Linked DNA regions of Homo sapiens: region 2 is linked to region 1. Evidence: read pairs that join two places in POLR2A ChIA-PET (ENCODE). Cell type or tissue: OCI-LY7. All regions are shown on one strand. Links, peaks and the distances in the headings refer to the core of each region. The heading gives the core; the rest is flanking DNA.

Region 1 (5,374 bases), core at 49-5,048:
GGATGCTGTGCCTCCCAAGCTCAGAGCAGCCTCTGTCCTGGCTGTGCACATTCTCCCTTGATTCCACTTGTGTGGAGGGATTGAACACAGGCAAAGAGGTGCTGCTTTGCTTCTTCAATGGCACCTTCATTCTCCGTTGTCATTGACTTCAAGATGCCTCTTCTACCTCTTCCAGGAAGCACAGGCCAGGGGATCTGGGTGTGTGAGTGGGAGGAGAGGGCAGAGGTCCCCTGAGGTCATGCATTGTAATCATCATAGAAGGAGAGCCCAGGCCTGCCCTCACGCTCTCCATCATAGGCTGACACCAAGAAGACTCGTCTTGGCACAATCTCACACAGCTGGGGCTGTAGCAACCCTTTCCAACCCCTTTGCTGGTTGCTGGGCCTCATTCTAGCACCTTGTTCTTAGAGCAGATTCTAGCACATCATGGCAGTGGGACCAAGCGTGGTCCCGAGGAAGGGCCAGAGCCTGGTAGAGACTAGGGAAGGGAGGTCTCCTCTAGACTGACTCACATTGCCTTGAGCTTTTCAGTTAAGTTGCTGTAAGCACCTGGGCTGAGGAGGCAGTTTTTGTTCCTTCCTGCGTTATAGCGGGGCCTTGTCTCTTCCTCTGCAGGACACAGATCTGGAGGACGTGGACTGGGGTAGGAAACCACCCTGAGGGTGTTAGTACCTAGTGGTGAAACGGATGAGGTCATTTCTAAGGTGTGTTGCCCGTGGATCTGGGCACAATCATTGGAATTCCTTGGAGCCACTGGGATTCATGGCTTTGTATCCAACTGCATCCAGGCCTGAGGCTGCTGACGTTTGACACCAGGGCCAGTAGAGAGTGCCCTTTTGTATCTTAAGCCAAGAAGTGAGGCCTGGGGGTGGGGGAGGGGGGAAGGGGTGGGAGCCAATACTGAGTGCCTGCAGCATCTACTACTCTGTCTTCACTATTCAGAACTTGTAACTAAAGTATTTAAAGAAACTGATTTTAAATGCAAATTAAAGGGCAGATATTCTCAAACAGGGTTCCTGTATCTGTTCCTTTTGGCTACTGAGGTGGTACAAGTCCCCAGCACTGTTGCACTGAAATTATTGAAAGCCACTCAAGGTCCTGTTGCTTATTTTGTGAAATCAGAAATCCCTTATGTGGAACTTAACACTCATAATTTGACAGAAGGTAGAACCCTGACTGCCAGCCGGGAAAGTGTTGCCAAAAAGAGTCAACCTCTGTAAAAATATTTGAAGAGATTTATTCTGAGCCAAGTGTGAGTGACTGATGGCCTGTGATACAACTCTTAGGAGATCCTGAGAACATGTGTCCAGGGTCGTCTGGCTACAACTTAGTTTTATACATTTAATACATTTTAGGGAGACATAAGATACCAGTCAGTACATGTAAGATGTACAGTGGTTTGGTCTGGAGAGGCAGGACAGCTCAAGACCTGGGGATGTTGTCATAGGCAGAATCAAAGATTTTCTGATTGGCAATTGGTTGAAAGAGTTATTATCTAAAGACCTGGAATCAATAGAAAGGAATGTCTGGGTTACAGTAAGGGGTTGTGGAGACCAAGGTTTTATGCAGATGAAGCCTCCAGCCAGCAGGCTTCAGAGAAAATAGATTGTAAATGCTTCTCATCAGACTTAAGGAGCCTGTTTTAACAGTAATTCCAAAAGGGAGGGGAGTATAATGAGGAATGGCTGGCTCCCTCTTCCCACCATGGCCCGAACTAGCGTTTCAGGTTAACTTTGGAATACCCTTGACTGAGACGAGGGGTCCATACAGATGGTTGGGGGGCTTAGGATGTTTTTTGTTTTGTTTCCATAAAGCATCATAGTCTCTTAGTGCCCCACCTTCCTTGAGCCTGTCAAGCCATACTCTAGAATAGAGAATTTGGGGTCACCATCTTTGTGAAGCCCTTTCAAAACACCAGTAGACTTGCATTTTTTGTGTGGGCTTACATTATTTCAGTGATGGATTTGGGAGGAGTGGGGGCATCTCATTTCATTTGGATTTGATAGCCTTGTGGACCAAGATGCTCAAGGTCAATACACATGAACAGGTGAGGGTTGATGACCTAGGAGCAGTGGTCAGTGAGCGTGAGTGTACAGGGTGGGTAGCTAACCTAGACTGCAGGTGGCAGGTGTGATGGAGTCCAGGCTTAAACACAGCCTTGTCTTTTCCAGAGTCCCTGTCTGCTGAGCTCTTGCAGTGAGGCCATCCCTCTGTGAAGGTCTGTCACAGGAGGGAAGTGGGTCCCAGAGAGTAGAACTAGAGCTCTAGTAGATAGAAAAACAAATTAGGTTGAATGAAAGGAAGAACAGGATTTGGTGTTAGAAGCTTTAATTTATCTATCTGGTAAACCTGCAAAATAGGCATTATTTACCCCATTTTATCGAAAGGAGGTCGACTGTAAGAGCTGGGACCCACAGTATTCTAAACTCAGGGCCCAACAAAGTGTCAGATGTGTAGCTTTGGGTGGATGAAGCACAGAAGTTCCAGAAGGGACTTGTGCTTCATGAAGCGGTGGTTGGAAGTGGTCCAGCCTGACTTAGGGAGAGTAGCAGAAGGAACACTAACTTGCAACTCTGGCTAGGTTGTGTCCTTAACCTTTTTGAGCTTCAGTTTTCTCAGGAGCTACCGTCTGTTGCAAGGGGTCACTGTGAGGATGAAACTGGTATTCCCCCAGGCACCATGAGCCTCTTCCAAGGCTTCTTCATCCTCTTCCCCACAGAACCTGGTCCTCCCCGACCCCACCCCTTCCCCTGAGGCCCACATGGCATGCTGCTCACCACCAGCCCTGCGTCCTACTTCCTGGCAGCCCCAAGCTCGCTCTTGACTTCACTCTGGAGCTTCTACAGGGGAGCCTTCCAACCTGCCCCAATGAGCCGTGGTCATTGCATGGAAGAAGCGAGAACACCGTAGGCCAGAGCAGGCTTTATTGGGGCCGTGTAAACCCCAGGGAGAGGCAGGACGTGGACCACAGAGAGTCATGTACAGGCTGCGCTTTCACTTGTCTTCTCTGTCTCAGTCTCCTGAAGAGCCCGAGGAAGTCAAGTCTCCCCACCATGAGTGAGGGGTCTGGTCTGACAGTTGGGCCTTCAGAGCCAGGCACGTGGACCGTGTCAGAAGCGCCACCTGGTGGTGACTGGGATGCTGGCAGGGAGGAGCTGAGGGCAAAACTCTAGTGGAAATTTCCCAGGTCGGTCCCACGCCCCGGTGACAGGGTGAACCCTGAGAGGAGCCCCCAAACTGGAGGCAATTGTCTTTGAGGTAACCACTCACCCCAGCTTTTCAGAGACCAGAGGCAAGACATTTCTGGCTAAGAGCCATGGATAGTTGTTCCATGCGTTTTGTGGTTTCTTATCCCAAAAGGGCATGAAGTCACAGTAGGCAGTGACATGGTAAACAGCCAGGGCCTGAGAGGGAGTCCTGATGGGCACACCTTGTCTAAACTGCTTTGGCCTGGAAGCTGAATTGCTGTCCTCTTGCACCCCTGGGGCAGGCTGCCCCTCTTCCCCCACACAGGCCCACTGGGGAGGAGGACTCTTGATTCTGGTTTCAGACTTGCTCTAAGGGGCAGACCCATGCATTCCTTCCTCCCCCCATTACTCTTATTTTCTTCCCCTCCCTTTTGCTCTCCCAAGTCTGAAATCACAAGATAGGGGGCATGGTCAGGAATCGGGGGTGGGGGGGTGGGGGTGGGGGTCATCCTGTCCCCTACCTCATCCCTCCCTGCACAACAGATGGCATCCCTGCTTCTGGGCCTCCCCAGCTGCACGAACAGCTTCTGGTGGAAGAGGCCTACTCGCTGTGTGACTAAGAGGACTAGCCAGGACAGTCTGGTTTGGGTCCACTGAGCCAGTGGATCAGTGTCCTGAGATGAGTCTCCAGAGATGTCCTGAGTGGGGCACAACATGGCAGTGAGTGAGTCACAGAACCTCACAGTAGGGTGCAGCAGGTGGTCAACAGCTCAGCGCCAGTGCCACAGAAGGCAACCTTTAACATGGTGAGTCCACATGCTCAACGGGTCTGTTGACTGATGGGTAGATGGTTCAAGCTGCTTAGCAGGGCAAGCCTTGACTGCCCCCACCTCCAGCTTTTCCAGGAGCTGGCCCTTCCTGGGTGGTGGCCATAATTCTGAGGCCCCAGTGGGAGCCCAGCAGGACAGACAGTGCCCTCCATTCCTCGCCCAAAGCCCGCTGATAGAGGGCCAGCCCTGGGTTGGGTGTCAGGCAAGGAGGAGAGGCGATCCAGACCAGGCCAGCTGCTTCCGTCACCCGCTCTGCCCTCTTACCCCACCAGCTTGCTCCATTGGATGGTACTGAAAAAGGGATGGGACTTGAGTTTGCTGACACCACCTTCTCCCATGCCCAGGCGCCGGGTAGGCTCGAACTGCAGCAGCTGCAGAGAGAGGCCCAGTCAGCTGGGCCACTCCAGCTGTGGAGGCATGGGGTGACCTCCAGGGACTCCAACCACTATGGCCTCTAGGGGGCCTGCTCCCTGGCAGCCTGGCCCACAGAACCCCCATTTTACCCTGGGAACATTGGTGGTGGTTGGCCACCAACATATAGAAATGTGTTGCCCCTACTGCCCTCTGCACCCACATCAGACACTGAGCACGAAGCACACGTGGTTCAGACACAGTTCTGTGCCCCTCCCAGCACCTTCCTCAGGCTAGGCAGCTGCTTCCTCTGGCCGGGCTACACCTCACCTCAGTCAGCAGAGAGGCCGCTGGGCGACTGAGCCACTCGGGCAGCTGGAGCTGGGTGTGGGCCTGGATTCCTGAAGGGTGGCTCTGGGACAGTGCCTGGGAGGACACAGGGAAGGGCCTCTGAGGAGGCAACCCCAGGACCGTCTACACTCCAGTGGCAGCCAGGATTTTTTTTCCCCATGTCACAGCCCATGAGGAGGATGACAATAATGATAGTTGCTACAGCCAGACACAGTGCCTGATGGCTAAGCAGTGCCTTTATGTTATCCACGAAAGGCAAGAAACAGGCCCAGAGAGGTAAAGGGACTTGTGCTGAGTTCAGGGTTTGAACCTAGGTCTCTTGGCTCCAAGCTTGCTAGAAGCAACTATCTTGGGTTGCAATCAGGGCAGGCACTCTTGGGAATAGTGATGGAACTTGTCTCCTTATTTTAAAAATCCACACGGGCTGTTCATTTGGCAGCAGGCCATGGCATGCTACCATCGGGGCCAAGGCAGCGGCGTGGCAATAAAAGAAAATAGGACCTCTCCACACCCCAGAAAGGCACAGCTTTGAGGAGCAGAGGGTCTGTCTGGAGGGAAGTATGAGCTTCCAGGAACCCCCAGGAGGAAGGCCAAGAGCTCTGGGCTGGAGAGGTGGGAGGAGACAGGAAAAGAGAGAGCCACTCTGGGGGAAAT
Region 2 (5,374 bases), core at 288-5,287, 110 kb before region 1:
CCTTTCTGCCATCAGTACTCTAAACTGGTTTCTTCCTGCTCTGTAAGTTACCACTCATATTTGTTCTTTGTCTTTCAGAATGTACAAACAAGATTTTCATCTTCTGATTACCTCCTCTCTCTGTTTATTATGGGTTTGTGTATTTTTGAGTTCCTTGCAATGGGTTTGTAAAAGGTCAACTTGGCTGAGCTAAACTCCATTTCCCAAAATTCCCTTTCTCTCTCTTTTTTTTTTGAGACAAAGTCTCACTTTGTCACCCAGGCTGGAGTGCAGTGGCACCACCTCAGGCTCACTGCATTCTCCACCTCTTGGGTTCAAGTGATTCTCCTACCTCTGCCTTCCGAGTAGCTGGGATTATAGGCACACGCCACCATGCCCAGCTTAAGTTTTCTATTAGTAGAGACAGGGTTTCACCATGTTGGCCAGGCTGGTCTCTAACTCCTGACCTCAAGTGATCCACTCGCCTCCGCGTCCCAAAGTGCTGGGATTACAGGCGTGAGCCACCGTGCCTGGCAGTCTTTCCCATATGTTTCTGATTAGGTTGGGTCACAGGGAGATTTTCACACCTAACATGAGACATTTATTGCTGGACAACCAAAAACATTCTCTTTCCCCAGAAAAGCACACAAAGTCTTTTTTTTTTGTCTTTAAGATAATATTAGTTCATCCTTCTCCACCTGATTCACACTCCCTCTTTCATGTTCTGTAACTTAAATACTGAAATATAAGGTTAACTCTTATTAACACATGTTAGATAATAAGGAAGAAAACTAATGAACCAAAAAATATTTGGTTAATACACACACACACACACACACACATATTTAAACACAAATATATCAAATTAAGGAAGAAATATTTGTAACTATTGTAGTCCATATTTCTGCAATGGTCATGTGGTCATAGCTGGTATATATGTTCTTCCACTACTCATTCCATATTCCCTTTGCTCTAAGTAAGTACTTCAGCCAGTTCGGATTCCTTGCCTCATGGGGTGACCCAGGCTTTCATTCTTGAAAGATATGGGCTATTAGCAGTTCTTTCTGAATTACTTCTGCTGTTTGCAGTTCTACAAAACCCTTTGCAATTTTCCGTGGACTTGAATCTCAGGACATGGGAAATACTAAGAGATGTCCTAGAGGATCTCTTGCATTTCAGACACACTTCACTTCACCTGTATTGTGCAATAGTCACTCAAATTCCTCTTGAAAGTTAGGGTCAGTTATCCCCAGTGAATACAGTAACCCTCTCCATTGCCTCTTGATTTGGAACTTCAGAGTAAAGTTGGGGTCTCAACTTCAGGTTAGTGGAATCATTTGTTGTGTCCCCTAGTGGATGTGTTCGTCTCTTTGAAACTAGACTTTTAGAACAACAAAGCCTAAAGTCACAGGGATAGGAAATAAATATTTTGCCAACACTGAATTTATTAGTCTTCATTGATTTCCCAAAGAAATGAAAGAAAAAGCCTCCTAGCACTCATTAAAAGTCATGAAAGGCATCACTGTCTACTACTCAGTCACCTAAGCCAGAAACCTTGGAATCATCTTAAATTCTTCCCTTACAACTATCATTTTATTTCTACTGGTGACAAAATCCTATCAATTCTACCTTATTTTACATCTCTCACTTTTATCCCCTCCTCTACATTCTCATATCAGTCACTGCCTTAGACTAGGCATCACCTTCACTTACCCAAATTGTAAAGATGATCTTTAAACTTTTTGTCTCTGTCCACTATTTTTCTGCTAAAGCAATCTTTTAAAAATCAGACTATATTTAGTGGCTCTAAGTGCTTATAAGGTAACACCAAACTCCTTAACCAGCTGAATTAATTTATCTGTTATAATCGAGATCCAAGTCAGATGGCTTTAACAAGTTAGAAGTTTATTCTCTCTTAGGACTTAGGTGATGGTTCAGGAATCCAGTTCCTTCTGATTTACCTGGTCTTGGATATTTCACCACCATGTCAGAACCAGCATGAAAAAGGAAATGGAGAAGAGGAGGATGTGCCCTTTCCTTTAAGGGGACAACCCAGAAGATGTGCAAATCATTTTCACTCTCAGCTCCTTGGCCAGAACTTGGCTGCCAGTTCTAGCTGCAAGAGATATTGAGAAAGAGAGTCTTGTCTGGGGGGCCTTGTGTCTAGCTACAGGAGGCCTGTTATTGTAGATAAGTGGGGAATGGGTATTGGAAGACCACCAGTAGTCTCTGCCACATGAGGCATACACAATCTTCTGGAGAGTGATCCTCGCTTACTTCTTTACCTTATTTTTTAGTGTGCTGCTTTTCCACATTTCCCTCTTTATCAGCTCTCTTGACTCTGTTTCCCCTTTGCATTAGCCATGCTAAACTATTTGCACTTCCAAACATGCTCTGCTGATACACGTTTCTCCGCCTTTCCTCTTGCTTCCTTAGCTTGAGGTGCCCTTGCCACATACTTTCCTCATCTCCAACTCATTCTGTCAGCTTGATTTCAGAGAAGTTGTCTTTTAAAACTCAACATAAGCCTCTCCAATTCTGTTTTCCTTATTGTGTACACATAGACTTGAGACATTACATCTCTTGGTACTTATTTACACTTAGATTATCTTTATATTTTGTTGTAAACTCTTTGAGGGCACATATGACATTTTATTCTTGTATCTCTTGGATGTAATGTAATGCCTGACAGATAAAGGATGTGTACTTTCTTTTTACTGGATGAGCAAGTGGGTTTATAGCAAAAATAACTGTGCAGACTTTTTAAAATGTCAGAACCTACTCTTAAGATAGGGCTACTGTTTCTTTTTTTTTTTTTTTTAACTTTTGTCAATCAAAATGTTAGTGCTAGCTCTAACAATATTTATAATCATCCTATATTTTCTTGTTAGTCTTTTCATATTTAGTTTTTAGTTACAATTTAATTCCAGAAGTGCTCAGAGTTAGTTATGGAATTTGTTAATTTTTTTCTCTTTAAAATGAGCAGCCTTTTCTGTCTCCTAAGGCACAGTATTTATAATTGCTTTTTTTTTTTTTTTTTTTTGAGACGGAGTCTCACTCTTGTCACCCAGTCTAGAGTGCAATAGCGTGATCTCAGCTCACTGCAACCTCTGCCTCCCAGGTTCAAGTGATTCTCCTGCCTCAGCCTCCCAAGCAGCTGGGATTTGCAGGCACCTGCCACCACACCTGGCTAAATTTTTGTATTTTTTTTTTTTTTTTTTTTTTAGTAGAGATAGGGTTTCACCATGTTGGCCAGGCTGGTCTTGAACTCTTGATCTCAGGTGATCTGCCCATCTCTGCCTCCCAAAGTGCTGTGATTACAAGTGTGAGCCACTGCGCCAGGCCTGTAATTGCTTTTTAACCGTTCAGTATATCAGTGACTTGCGGCAGGAGATGTGTTGAAGTAAGTTAGATAATACTGACATGATTTCCAAAGCCTGTCCTAAGACCTTCTGAGCACTGCCACCTTAACATACTGGTTCTAAGATATTGGTGACTCAGGATTAATTTAATGACTGAAAAGAGTCATTGTTGTAAACAAATTCTAAGGCAAGAGTGCCTTAAATATTCTTACATGGAGAATTTTTTTTTTCTGCTTTACTGTCTTGAGTAATATCTTTTGTTTTACTTGTAGATTTGATGGTCCTCGAAGATTTGAGGATTTAGGGTCAAGGTGTGAAGGACCGAGACCCAAAGGGCCTCGTTTTGAAGGAAATCGCCCCGATGGGCCAAGACCCAGATATGAAGGTCACCCAGCAGAGGGCACTAAAAGCAAGTGGGGAATGATTCCCCGGGGGCCAGCATCTCAATTTTATATTACCCCCAGTACATCCCTAAGTCCTCGACAGAGTGGACCACAGTGGAAAGGCCCCAAACCAGCTTTTGGACAGCAGCATCAGCAGCAACCTAAGTCACAAGCAGAACCTCTTTCAGGAAACAAAGAACCATTAGCAGACACCAGTAGTAACCAGCAGAAGAATTTTAAAATGCAATCAGCTGCATTTTCCATTGCTGCAGATGTAAAGGATGTCAAGGCGGCTCAGTCAAATGAGAATCTAAGCGACTCTCAACAAGAGCCACCTAAAAGTGAAGTCTCGGAAGGGCCCGTAGAGCCCTCTAATTGGGACCAGAATGTTCAAAGTATGGAGACTCAAATCGACAAAGCCCAAGCTGTTACTCAGCCTGTACCCCTTGCGAATAAGCCTGTACCTGCTCAATCTACTTTTCCTTCAAAAACAGGGGGGATGGAGGGAGGAACAGCAGTAGCAACATCATCATTAACAGCAGATAATGATTTTAAACCTGTGGGTATTGGTCTACCCCATTCAGAAAACAACCAAGATAAAGGCCTGCCTCGGCCAGATAATAGAGATAATAGATTAGAAGGCAATAGAGGCAACAGCTCATCTTACAGAGGTCCTGGGCAAAGCAGAATGGAAGACACACGGGATAAAGGTCTAGTAAACAGAGGTCGCGGCCAGGCAATCAGTCGAGGCCCAGGATTGGTCAAGCAAGAAGACTTTCGGGATAAGATGATGGGTAGAAGAGAAGATAGTCGAGAGAAGATGAACAGAGGAGAAGGTAGCCGGGACAGAGGGTTGGTGAGGCCTGGAAGCAGTCGGGAGAAAGTGCCAGGTGGTCTTCAAGGGAGCCAGGACAGGGGTGCAGCTGGCAGCCGAGAAAGGGGACCACCTCGGAGGGCTGGCAGTCAGGAGAGGGGACCTCTTCGAAGGGCTGGGAGTAGAGAGAGAATACCACCCCGAAGAGCTGGGAGCAGGGAGAGAGGACCACCTCGAGGGCCTGGCAGTCGAGAAAGGGGACTGGGAAGATCAGATTTTGGTCGTGATAGAGGTCCATTCAGACCAGAACCAGGAGATGGTGGGGAAAAAATGTATCCATATCACCGGGATGAGCCTCCTAGGGCTCCATGGAACCATGGAGAAGAGCGAGGGCATGAAGAGTTTCCATTAGATGGTAGAAATGCTCCAATGGAACGAGAAAGACTCGATGACTGGGATAGAGAGAGATACTGGAGAGAATGTGAACGTGACTATCAAGATGATACACTAGAGCTCTATAACAGAGAGGACAGGTTCTCAGCACCACCATCTCGGTCTCATGATGGAGATAGGCGAGGCCCTTGGTGGGATGATTGGGAGAGAGACCAGGATATGGATGAGGACTACAATAGGGAAATGGAAAGGGACATGGACAGGGATGTGGATCGGATTTCAAGACCTATGGATATGTATGATAGAAGTTTGGATAATGAGTGGGACAGAGATTATGGGAGACCACTGGATGAACAAGAATCACAGTTTCGTGAACGGGATATTCCATCTCTTCCACCTTTACCGCCCCTCCCACCTCTTCCACCTTTGGATAGATATCGGGA

The links. ChIA-PET counts read pairs that join two places held together with the same protein. Peaks named below come from ENCODE experiments on the same cell type or tissue, not always from the same donor. Only the 100,000 strongest peaks of a DNase experiment are listed, where the experiment ranks them.
Region 2: POLR2A ChIA-PET joins it to region 1 with 6 read pairs; 2 of 35 experiments call an interaction of 5 or more read pairs at or near these places.

Annotation. Positions count from the first base shown.
Region 1 is chr14:74,902,736-74,908,109 of GRCh38, forward strand. It overlaps DLST (dihydrolipoamide S-succinyltransferase), which reads left to right. Exons shown (of 15, transcript NM_001933.5): 15 at 1-1,008. It overlaps RPS6KL1 (ribosomal protein S6 kinase like 1), which reads right to left. Exons shown (of 12, transcript NM_031464.5): 11 at 4,700-4,795; 12 at 1,216-4,389. The coding sequence ends at 4,279. Among named protein-coding and RNA genes, the nearest start is that of RPS6KL1, 18 kb to the right of the region's middle. In OCI-LY7, for the core only: CTCF peaks have their summits at 3,128 (motif pointing left), 3,330 and 4,453; a DNase peak (open chromatin) is centred at 3,106; H3K27ac peaks cover 980 bases.
Region 2 is chr14:74,793,967-74,799,340 of GRCh38, forward strand. YLPM1 (YLP motif containing 1) reads left to right here. Exons shown (of 21, transcript NM_019589.3): 5 at 3,614-5,374. Among named protein-coding and RNA genes, the nearest start is that of YLPM1, 33 kb to the left of the region's middle. In OCI-LY7, for the core only: CTCF peaks have their summits at 3,731 (motif pointing right) and 3,930; no DNase peak of the experiment used is centred there.